3 separate regions of the Mus musculus genome follow, and all the other regions are linked to region 2. A link is a contact called in ENCODE POLR2A ChIA-PET data. All regions are on one chromosome and are shown on one strand. Each heading gives the region's core, a stretch centred on a gene start or an enhancer-like site at or near the end of the contact. The rest is flanking DNA. Distances are from core to core; before and after follow the strand shown. Region 1 holds the start of Ctr9 (CTR9 homolog, Paf1/RNA polymerase II complex component). Region 2 holds the start of 1700012D14Rik (RIKEN cDNA 1700012D14 gene). Region 3 overlaps Ctr9 (CTR9 homolog, Paf1/RNA polymerase II complex component).

What was found. ChIA-PET counts read pairs that join two places held with the same protein, here RNA polymerase II (POLR2A).
Region 1: POLR2A ChIA-PET joins it to region 2 with 47 read pairs in embryonic stem cell. The contact joins the promoter of Ctr9 here to the promoter of 1700012D14Rik in region 2. POLR2A ChIA-PET finds 5 or more read pairs at or near these places in 5 of 5 experiments (Patski and embryonic stem cell).
Region 3: POLR2A ChIA-PET joins it to region 2 with 12 read pairs in embryonic stem cell. The contact joins the enhancer-like site here to the promoter of 1700012D14Rik in region 2. POLR2A ChIA-PET finds 5 or more read pairs at or near these places in 4 of 5 experiments (Patski and embryonic stem cell).

The regions. Positions count from the first base shown.
Region 1 is chr7:111,027,573-111,030,492 of GRCm38, forward strand. It overlaps Ctr9 (CTR9 homolog, Paf1/RNA polymerase II complex component), which reads left to right and starts at 1,379. Exons shown (of 25, transcript NM_009431.2): 1 at 1,379-1,609; 2 at 2,642-2,740. The coding sequence starts at 1,565.
Region 2 is chr7:111,120,768-111,124,030 of GRCm38, forward strand. It overlaps 1700012D14Rik (RIKEN cDNA 1700012D14 gene), which reads right to left and starts at 1,908. Exons shown (of 3, transcript NR_015573.2): 1 at 1,616-1,908; 2 at 141-256.
Region 3 is chr7:111,053,787-111,057,028 of GRCm38, forward strand. It overlaps Ctr9 (CTR9 homolog, Paf1/RNA polymerase II complex component), which reads left to right. Exons shown (of 25, transcript NM_009431.2): 24 at 28-140; 25 at 1,573-2,591. The coding sequence ends at 1,999. Among named protein-coding and RNA genes, the nearest start is that of Ctr9, 26 kb to the left of the region's middle. Within about 2 kb of position 1,550, at least 1 of the 3 ENCODE cell types and tissues checked has a DNase peak (open chromatin) inside an H3K27ac peak, as active enhancers do.

The sequences.
Region 1 (2,920 bases), core at 129-2,628, 94 kb before region 2:
GAAACTAGGTTGGAGCTTGAAGCCAGAGAAGATGAAGAATCAAGAAAAGATGGCAAAGAGATAATAGTAGCTTTGGCTCAGCAGAAGAAATTGGGAGAAAGAGCAGTGAATATCTTAAAAAACACTGGCTAGCAGGGATGGAGGGGGGCTCTGTTTTGAGACAGGATCTCTCTATTCTGTAACCCCAGATTAGCCTGGAACTCCATGTATAGAGTAGAATGGCCTAAATTCAGCGCTCTCCTCCTGCTCCTCCCTCCTAAGAGTTGAGATTAAAGACATGTGCCACCACACCCAGTTAAACTAACCCTTTTTATTCCCCATTTGGGGGGGGGGGTTCGAGACAGGGTTTCTCTGTAGACCAGACTGGCCTCAAACTCAGAAATCAGCCTGCCTCTGCCTCCCAAGTGCTGGGATTAAAGGTACATGCCACCACTGCCCGGCCTATTCGCTTATTTATTAAGATCCTTCCCTTGTTTATTCCAAGCACAAGAAACTATTTAATACTCTTCTATAATGAAATCATGAGCTAAAATGTTTTTGAATTCTATAATTTCATTATTTAGGTTTAATAGAATTCTTTTGATTTTATTTAAATCAAACCTAGCAGTTCCTTTTCATTGTGCTCCTAAAGAAATATAAGTACATTAAGAAATATATATAAGCCAGGTGCCCAAGCATATGCCAATAACTGCAGCAGTCAGAAGGCTGAGGTCGGGAGTTTCAAGTCAACCTGGGATACAGAATATCTCAAGAAATAAACAGGGTCTGCAAAAAGTTGCCTGGCTCCAACGCTGTCTATCTGAGTTCGAGCCCTACGACCTTCAGAGTAGGAGAAAACTGATTCCCACAAGATGTCCCCTGCCCTCCATTTGCCACACCATCGCTCGCATGTATCCATATACAAATATGTAACGCAACAAATAAAAATAATAATCCGTGCATTATTACCATAACTTCAGAATTCACTGATTATGTCTATTTAAACTAGTCACAACGACATCACCAGTGTGACTTGCACAAACTGGCTGGGACAACACAAAACGACTGTAAAGCTGATAAAAGATTGAATTATCCCCCAAGAAGCTTAAGTGGCCGAAGAGGCAAGGCACCGCCCATAGAATTCGTCACCAGAGGCCCCGCCCATAGAGGCGTGGTTTCGCCTCACCACCACCACTCCCCGCTCCGGCGCGGGTCTGTGAGGAGCTCAGTTTGGACACCTTAGCGGCAGATGCCGCGTTCCCGAAGGCGCTCGGTCACCTACGGCTGACACAACAACAACCTCAGGACTATCAGTCTTTCCAAAGAAGGACGCATCAGAGCCGCCAGGCGGGCGGAGCTCGCGTGGGACACGCCCTACTGGTAGTGCTTCCGGGACAGGGGGCGGGGCCTCCGGAAGTGGCCGGTCGCGGTCTGAAGCTCGTTGTTTCAGCGGCGGACAGCAGAGGAGAAGCTGGTCTCCGGCAGCTCCGCTGGGTGTGAGGTGTGGTAACCTCTGTAAGGCTGGAAGCCGGGACTGCGATCTGCCGAGCGGCGGGGTGAGAAGCGCCTGCTTTCAGAGCTCACCATGTCGCGGGGCTCCATCGAGATTCCCCTCCGGGATACTGACGAGGTGGGTGCCGAGTGTGCAGCGGGGGAGGGCTATGAACTTGGACGATCCCAGCGCCGATTTTGCTCCGCTTGGTTTTTGGAGGGGAGAGCCGCAGCCGAGCTTCTCGGCCCAGGCACCACTCAGCTGGTCACCTTTCTGGCCGCAAGGACTTCGGGAAAGTTCGCCTGCAGCCTGCTCCTTGTTGACAGTCGGCTGTCTTCCGAGGCGCAGGGGTGTGAGCGCCGAGTAAACCTCACCTCTTACAGAGGGGAGTCAGTGCCCCAGGGGCTACCTGCTGCTCCAACTTGGGATTTGTTTATTTTTTTAAATCTCCCTGGGTATCTGAGAGACGGCTCTTAATGCCATGGAAGAAAAGTCTGTCAAGGCACACTATTAACACAGCTCTCTGGGCGAGATAAGGGGCCCGAGATTTAGCCGCTCCTGTGTGCTGATGGCAACGACCCACTTTCATCCATGGCGTGTGGTTTGTCCGAATAAAGCTCCAGCGTTGCCTCAGTCAGACTAGATTTTACACACTTTTATTTTCGATCGAGGTAGAATTCATTTCTAAAATATGGTGGTCTTGGGTACATTCCAGAATATTTTTCTTCTAATTGTTGGTGCCCACATTTTAGGCATGTATGTGACCCACGATACTGCCTCCGTGATTTAAGTGACCGTTGGTATTCAACTTTGCCTGTCCTCTGGGATAGAGTTTCTCAAGCTCTCAGACCTATGGCATCAGTGTTTCGTTGGCCTATGGGTTGTACAAGGTTTCATTTTGGTTTTGAGTAAGCAAGTCGTTGAGAATTTTATAGTTTTAGCGATGTGAAGAACGACCAACAGGATTTGCCTGCTTTTCTATGCTTTGACCAAACCAGACTACAACCTGTTTGCCATGTGTTTCCTAAATAGGAACATGTATTAATTAGTTCACTCCATTGAAAGTGAGTACATACCCTTTGTGTATGGGCATTGATGAGTATTCAAAACACGCAGAAGAGAGAAATTGTGAATTTAAAAAGGAAACGAAACGTTTATTCTGTGTTTTAGGTCATTGAACTTGACTTCGATCAGTTACCGGAGGGAGACGAAGTCATCAGCATTCTGAAGCAGGAGCACACACAACTGCACATATGGATTGCCTTGGCGGTCAGTATTCCTAGAGCAGATTTTTCTGTTGACTAAAAAAACATAGGATTTTGGTTCTCAAGTACAGTAATAGCCCACAGGATTAAATCTGTTGTGCATGATTAAATCATCTGTATGAAAATTAGTAGCAGCAGAGGCAGGTCGATCTCTGAGTTTGAGGTCAACCTGGTCTACTTCCAG
Region 2 (3,263 bases), core at 658-3,157:
AGATTTAAATTAAATTTGTAAAGGAATACAGATTGTTCCTGTTGATTTAAATGCCATGTGCTTAAGGATTAAGCTCTATCCTATCGTTTTAGCTCTTCAATCAAAATGGTTCTCCTGTTAACACCTAGTAGGTAAAATACCTGAAACAATGAACACGTCTTTCTGTAATTGCTCTCTCCACCTTGATAGCTTGAACTGCAGATTCTTCAGAAAAATAAAATTAAGGGATAGGGTGGGAACGGGAGTAACCAGAAGCCTAGAATAAGAAAAGTTAAAATCAGACACTGCAGCAAGCAGAAGTATCAATGTCTACCATGACAATTTATCATATTTTAAATATAGTCAATACAAATGATTTTTCACTACAATGCAGCTCTTGGGATGTAAACAGAGAATGCCTAGTATGTAGTAAAGTAAATATGCTAATATTTTCCATTCCACTTACTGTTCTGGTAATTTCCTTGCTTTGAAATGCTTTTTTACCCACTGACATAGAAACATTCGTGGGTGGTGGTGGTGGGAATAAAAACCAACTGAGTTTTTTTTTTTTTTTTAAATACAGCCCCATTTCAATATCTCTAAAACTAAAAACTCAATCTAAAGTGGAATCAGATATGCAAGTGTTACATGACATATGCTGTTACTATAACCAGTCTGTCCCCGATCTAACAATTAATGCTTACTGAGTAACTCTCTTATTTTCTGTGGCCTGTTAGTATCTGTGCCCAATTCCTCATAAAGGTTAATTCATCTAATTGTCAAGAACCTGAGATTATCAACGACTGCATTTTAGAGAAAGATACAGGGAAGTTGGCACCTGCTAGGTTAACACATTTAGTCAGTGAAGAATGAACAGAGTTCCCAAACTGACTGTGCAGCCCACGTGCCTCGACAGTACTTGGGAGTTTTCTACTTCATCAAGCATAACGAGCATTTGGTACTAGAGGTTGGTGTGTGTGTACAAACAGATTGCCAGCGTGTTGTAACAGGCGAAGGCAGCAATCTTAAACTAGGCAGTAGTTAGAAAACCTATTCCTTAGCAGTGGACTCTCCTTCCAGCCTCGATTTAAATTTAGCAAAACAGAGAGCTTCTCGGAGCCACTGGTTCACCATAAAATGAAGTTTCCCCACCTCGTTGTCAAGTGGGCACAAAAAAAAGTAGCTTTGTTTTCTTAAAAGGGCCCCGTATTCCTTTCTCTTCTGAGGTACATCCCAGCAGCTCTTGGGGACAAAGCATCTGCCCTCCTAAGTTTCCAGTTCCTTTCAGGGAACACTAGGGTCTCCCCTTAGGGGCCTTTTGCTGCCAGGCGGCCCTAGGTGTGAACGGGAGCGCAGGCCAATCGCAAAGGTTAAGAAGCAGAAGGGGCCGGGCAGCTCCACTAGGACCTAGAAGTATTTCAACGCGGTCACTTCGCCCTGCGGCCAGTGACAGCCATCCCTCCGGGCCAGGCGTGCACTGCTCGCAGAGCACCACGCCCCCGGAGGCATGCTTCTTGCCCTAGCCTACCAGTGGGTGACACAGGATTCCTCTCGCCCCAGGAATGTCGACTGTGCCATCGACATGAAGTCGTGTCAACACACCCAACACCTTTCCACTCCATCTCCATCGCCCTACCGTCTCGGCTGCGGCTGGGCTGCAGAGCCGCGTCGCGGTCCCCAGCCGAGCACGAGACCGCCATTTTAGACAGCTCAAGGCAGCGGCCATTTCGGAGCGGCCCACTCGCCGGTGGCTCAGCTCACCTTCAGCGAGGGTCTAGGGCCAGTCGTCGGGGACTGGAGGGAGGAGGGAGAGATGAAAAACAAAACAGAGGAGAGGAGGACGCGGGACGGGGTGATGCTGTCAACTCAGGGATACCGCCTAAGCCACCTCAAAGGGCCCCGACTCTCGGACGGCGCGGCCTGAAGTCTGAATTCAGGGACTCTTAGAGCTCCACTGCGGCCAGACGCGATGGTCTGCAGGAGCGACTTCGCCGCTGTCCAATCAGCGACAGAGCTCATCCCTACCGCCAATCCGCGCTGAGCAGCGAGGCGGGACTAAGAGCCCAAGTTTGGTTGAGGCGCGGTGTGACCTGGGAGCCGCCTAGCCGGCTCTGGGCTCCGGGCTGGCGGGCGAAGCCATTGTTTTCTGAATTCCCCGGCACGCCGTGGGCCTGGCGCGGGTTTAGAGAGCAGATTCCGGGGCTCCTCCAGTTCCACGTGGCTGATGCTGACAGACAGATGGCGGCCCAGTCGGCATTTCCCTCAGCTCTGTCGCTCTGCAAGGACTGCTGAGACAGCTATGGATCCTGAGCTCGCCAGCCTAGGCTGATGGTGGCCCGGTCACTCAGTGCTTGGAAGCGGGAAGAAAAAACTCACCTTACTCGGCGTGCATAAACCTTTACCAGCCGGGGGGTTAGGCCAGGCCAAGGGCACGCCTGATGTTTGGCCTCCCAGGTGGCCCAGCAGGACGAAAGGGAAAATCCTTAGAACTCTTCTTTTTCTGAGGTTTACCTCAGCGTTACCAACTCATCTCTGTTGGGTGGGCTGGCAACATTTGGGTGTTTAAGCCATCTATCCCCGTTCTCCCTCTTTTCCAAAAGGGCATGGCCAGGCTTGAGGTCCTGTGTGTAGGGATTAAAAAGCATGTGCCACCATGCCCCGCGAAGCCTAACCCTTAATAGTAGTTATCAGGACTGATGGCAGTCATCAAGCTTCAGTATAATTTTGGAATAAGATTTTGTTTATTATATATTTTTATATATGTCCCCAATGTGAACTTCACATACCTGGTTTGTGTCTTTGTAAATTGGAAAAAAAACTCAAAAATAAGACAATGGGAAGAATAATTAAACATATTCGTGTTTAATTAAAGACTAGGATTTAACTTAGGCTCTATATGCTGACGAGTCTACTGTTCTTGAAACATACAGATTTTTTTCTGTTAATTGCTGTGTCAAATTATAATTTATTATATATTTATATACAGTTATGATTATAATATATGTTGGTTGAGAGAAAAATACAGGCAATGTAGGACTCAGCAAATAAAGATAATAATACTGTTTATAGAGTGCACTGTAGGAGCCAGGGGCTGTTTTATGTACTTTTTGTTTTGTTTTGATATTTGAGACAGGGTTTCTTTGTGTAGCCTTGGCTGCCCTAGAACTTGCTCTCTAGACTAGGCTGGCCTTGAACTCATAGAGATCTGCCTGCCCCTGCCTCCTGTGCTGGAATTAAAGGTATGCACCATCACCACCTGGCTGTTTCATGTTCTTTCAATGTTT
Region 3 (3,242 bases), core at 300-2,799, 67 kb before region 2:
TAATGGGTTTTGCTTGACATTCTCTAGCCCAAGCCAGAACGCCTGCCTCCTTCAATGAAGGGAAAAATAAAATCCAAAGCCATTATATCATCAAGTGATGATTCTTCAGATGAGGATAAACTGAAAATTGCTGATGAAGGGTAAGAACCCCCCCCACACACACACACCTTGGTAAATTTTAATGGTAAATAAGTCCCAGTTTGATAGGGGGCAGGAATCCCAGGGTAAATTCTAACTGTGGGAAGCTACAGTAGCTGCTAACCAGCCAGCTGGACCCTCTTCTGTGTCTTTGTCTTTAGAGGAAAAACAGAACTGGAGAGCAGATGACTGGCAGTGGTCAGTGTGCTGTCCTCGCCAGCTTCAGGCTGGCCTTGTACTCTATGCCTAGCTGTCTTGTAGCGAGGAGAAACCACGACACATATCAGCTTAGCTGATATCCTAGATGGCACACTCATCCCTAAGCAAGTGTCATCTGCTGCCCAGCACTGACAGGCCAGCAACTGCTAGGACTGGCCTGGACCTGGCCTTGTGGAGATGAGGAACTTAGTGACCATTTCTTCCCCTGCTGGAGACACACCTCTGCCTTCCTTGGTGGACTTAGCTTACCCACCCTCAGCTCATAGCCTTGATGACGTGACTCCTGACTGCGCTTGCATGTGTGTTTCCCTCTTTTAGATCGGGACACAAGGAGCCTTTCTTTAGTATGTAGGACGCTTTCCCTTCTCCCTAACCTTCCCAGTCTGAGTCCTGTTGGAATGTGTCATGGAAACCAGAACTGCTCAGCATAAGTCTGAGGCAGCCTCTCTCAGCGCTTCTGACATATTGAAGCAGGAGGCCAATATCACAGCTGCTGCTATCTCCCTTTCCCTGACACGTCAACCAACAGTGAAGGAAGCTGGGAAGAAAAGTTAGTAGCCTAAGGCCCCTTACTTAGCCCTGGCTTCCTGTCTGATAACCTTGTCCTTGTGAAGACCTGGGGCCTTCACAAACCTGAGAACAGCACTGAGGTCACTCTTCTTCAGGTGTCTGTTGACATGGATGTTTTAGGACAGAAGTGTTCTGCTGTTCCAGTCTTAGGACTTCTGAGTCTCAGCCACCATCAGGGAGCCCATATTTTACTTGTTTTGTTTTGTTTTGTTTTGTTTTTCGAGACAGGGTTTCTCTGTATAGCCCTGGCTGTCCTGAAACTCACTTTGTAGACCAGGCTGGCCCCGAACTCAGAAATGTACCTGTCTCCGCCTCCCAAGTGCTGGGATTAAAGGCATGCGCCACCACTGCCCAGACACATTTTAGCTTTGTGCCTAGGATTCCCCATTCTGACCTTCTGAGTTTGAAATTGAAAAATGCCTGCTAAACAGAACCTAACACTCACTGCTCATGTGCAGACTGGCTGCCGGTCACTGTGTGCTCCCTCATTGTTGATCTCAGTTTACAATGAAGTGTCCGCATTTACAGAATAGGACACAAAACAAGTACCACAGGCCCCAGCTCCTGTGTAACGCACAAAGGCTGACCCAGAACAGAAAGTGCATTTGGCTGTCCTAGTGTCTCATCCTCACCTCTCTCTTCCAGACATCCCAGGAATAGCAACAGCGATTCTGATGACGACGAGAGGCCCAACAGACGCGCCTCATCTGAGAGCGACTCAGATGACAACCAGAACAAGTCTGGCAGCGAGGCAGGCAGCCCTCGGAGGTCGGGTAGACAGGAGTCGGATGAGGATTCCGACAGTGACCAGCCGTCCAGAAAGAGAAGGCGCTCCGGCTCTGAGCAGTCGGACAATGAGTCTGTGCAGTCAGGGAGAAGCCCCTCCGGAGCTTCTGAGAACGAGAACGATTCTCGCCCGGCTTCTCCAAGTGCAGAATCGGACCACGAATCAGAGCAGGGCTCTGACAACGAGGGCTCTGGCCAAGGCTCTGGAAATGAATCAGAACCAGAGGGCTCAAACAACGAGGCCTCAGACCGAGGCTCAGAACATGGGTCAGATGATAGCGACTAGGTTTATTTCATCAAAGACTCCATGGGTTGGGAGGAGCTTTATAATATATAAAAGCTGTGATAAGAAACCTTTCAGGTGGTTAGTCACTTGTAAACTTTTTCTTAAGGCAATTTTTTTTCTACTTGTATATTTACTAACTTCCAAGAGACATTTCCTGTGCTGGAGAGTCCAGTGTCCCAAGCTGGAGCAGTGAGACTCCTGCATTGTGGTGCAGCTCCACCTGCCATATGTGAAAACTGCAGTGATAACACAGATGCTAAAGCATTCCCAAGGCTTGCAAGCCAGGCTAGCCCCTCCCCTCTCCTCTCCTCTCCTCTCCTCTCCTCTCCTCTCCTCTCCGGTAGGCAGCATGCTGCTATGTACAAACTTGTACCAAATGTTGCAGAAGCAGAGATAAAAGCCTTTGTTCCCTTTTGAGTTGAGACTGAGTTTTATCTCCAGAGGAAGAGATGTCCCTGTACTGAACTCTGTTGGAAGGGGTTGCAGCCATGAGCAGAGTGCAAACACGGGAGGGTAAGGTGTGGAAAGTGCTTTCCTGGTGTCAGAGTGGGAAGACCTCCCCAGTCACTTAATAAACCCTTTACCAACCATGCGAGTGCCTGTGTGTCCTCTTTTTTTTTTTCTTTTGGCTCAATAACATATATTTAAATATATTAAGCAAAACATTGGGAAGCTATCCAAACCAAAGGCAGTTTCATCAAGGCTTTTGTAATTCATGGCAGATTTCTGGAGGCTTTTTTTTTTTTTAAATATACTAGAAGGCTACAGTTTTGTTTATTTTATGTATATGAGTACACTGTAGCTTTCTTCAGACACACCAGAAGAGGACATCAGATTCCATTACAGATGGTTTGAGCCACCATGTAGTTGCTGGGAATTGAACTCAGAACTTCTGGAACAGCAATCAGTGCTCTTAACCACTGAGCCATCTCTCCAGCCCAGCTATGGATTTTTGTTGTTTTTGTTTTTTTTTTTTTTTTTTTTTTTTTTTTTGAGGCAAGGTCTCTACATAGTCCTGGCTGCTCTGGAACTCAGTATGAAGATTAGGCTGGCCTTGAACTCACAAAGATCTGCCTTTCATGTCCTGAGATTAAAGGCATGTGCCACACCGATTTTTAATAAGTAATTATTTTTGTAACCATTATAAAAAGTCTGTGGCAAGTCGGGCAGTGGTGGTGCACGCCTTTAATCCCAGCACTTGGGAGGCAGAGGCAGGTGGATCTCTGAGTTTGAGGCCAGCCTG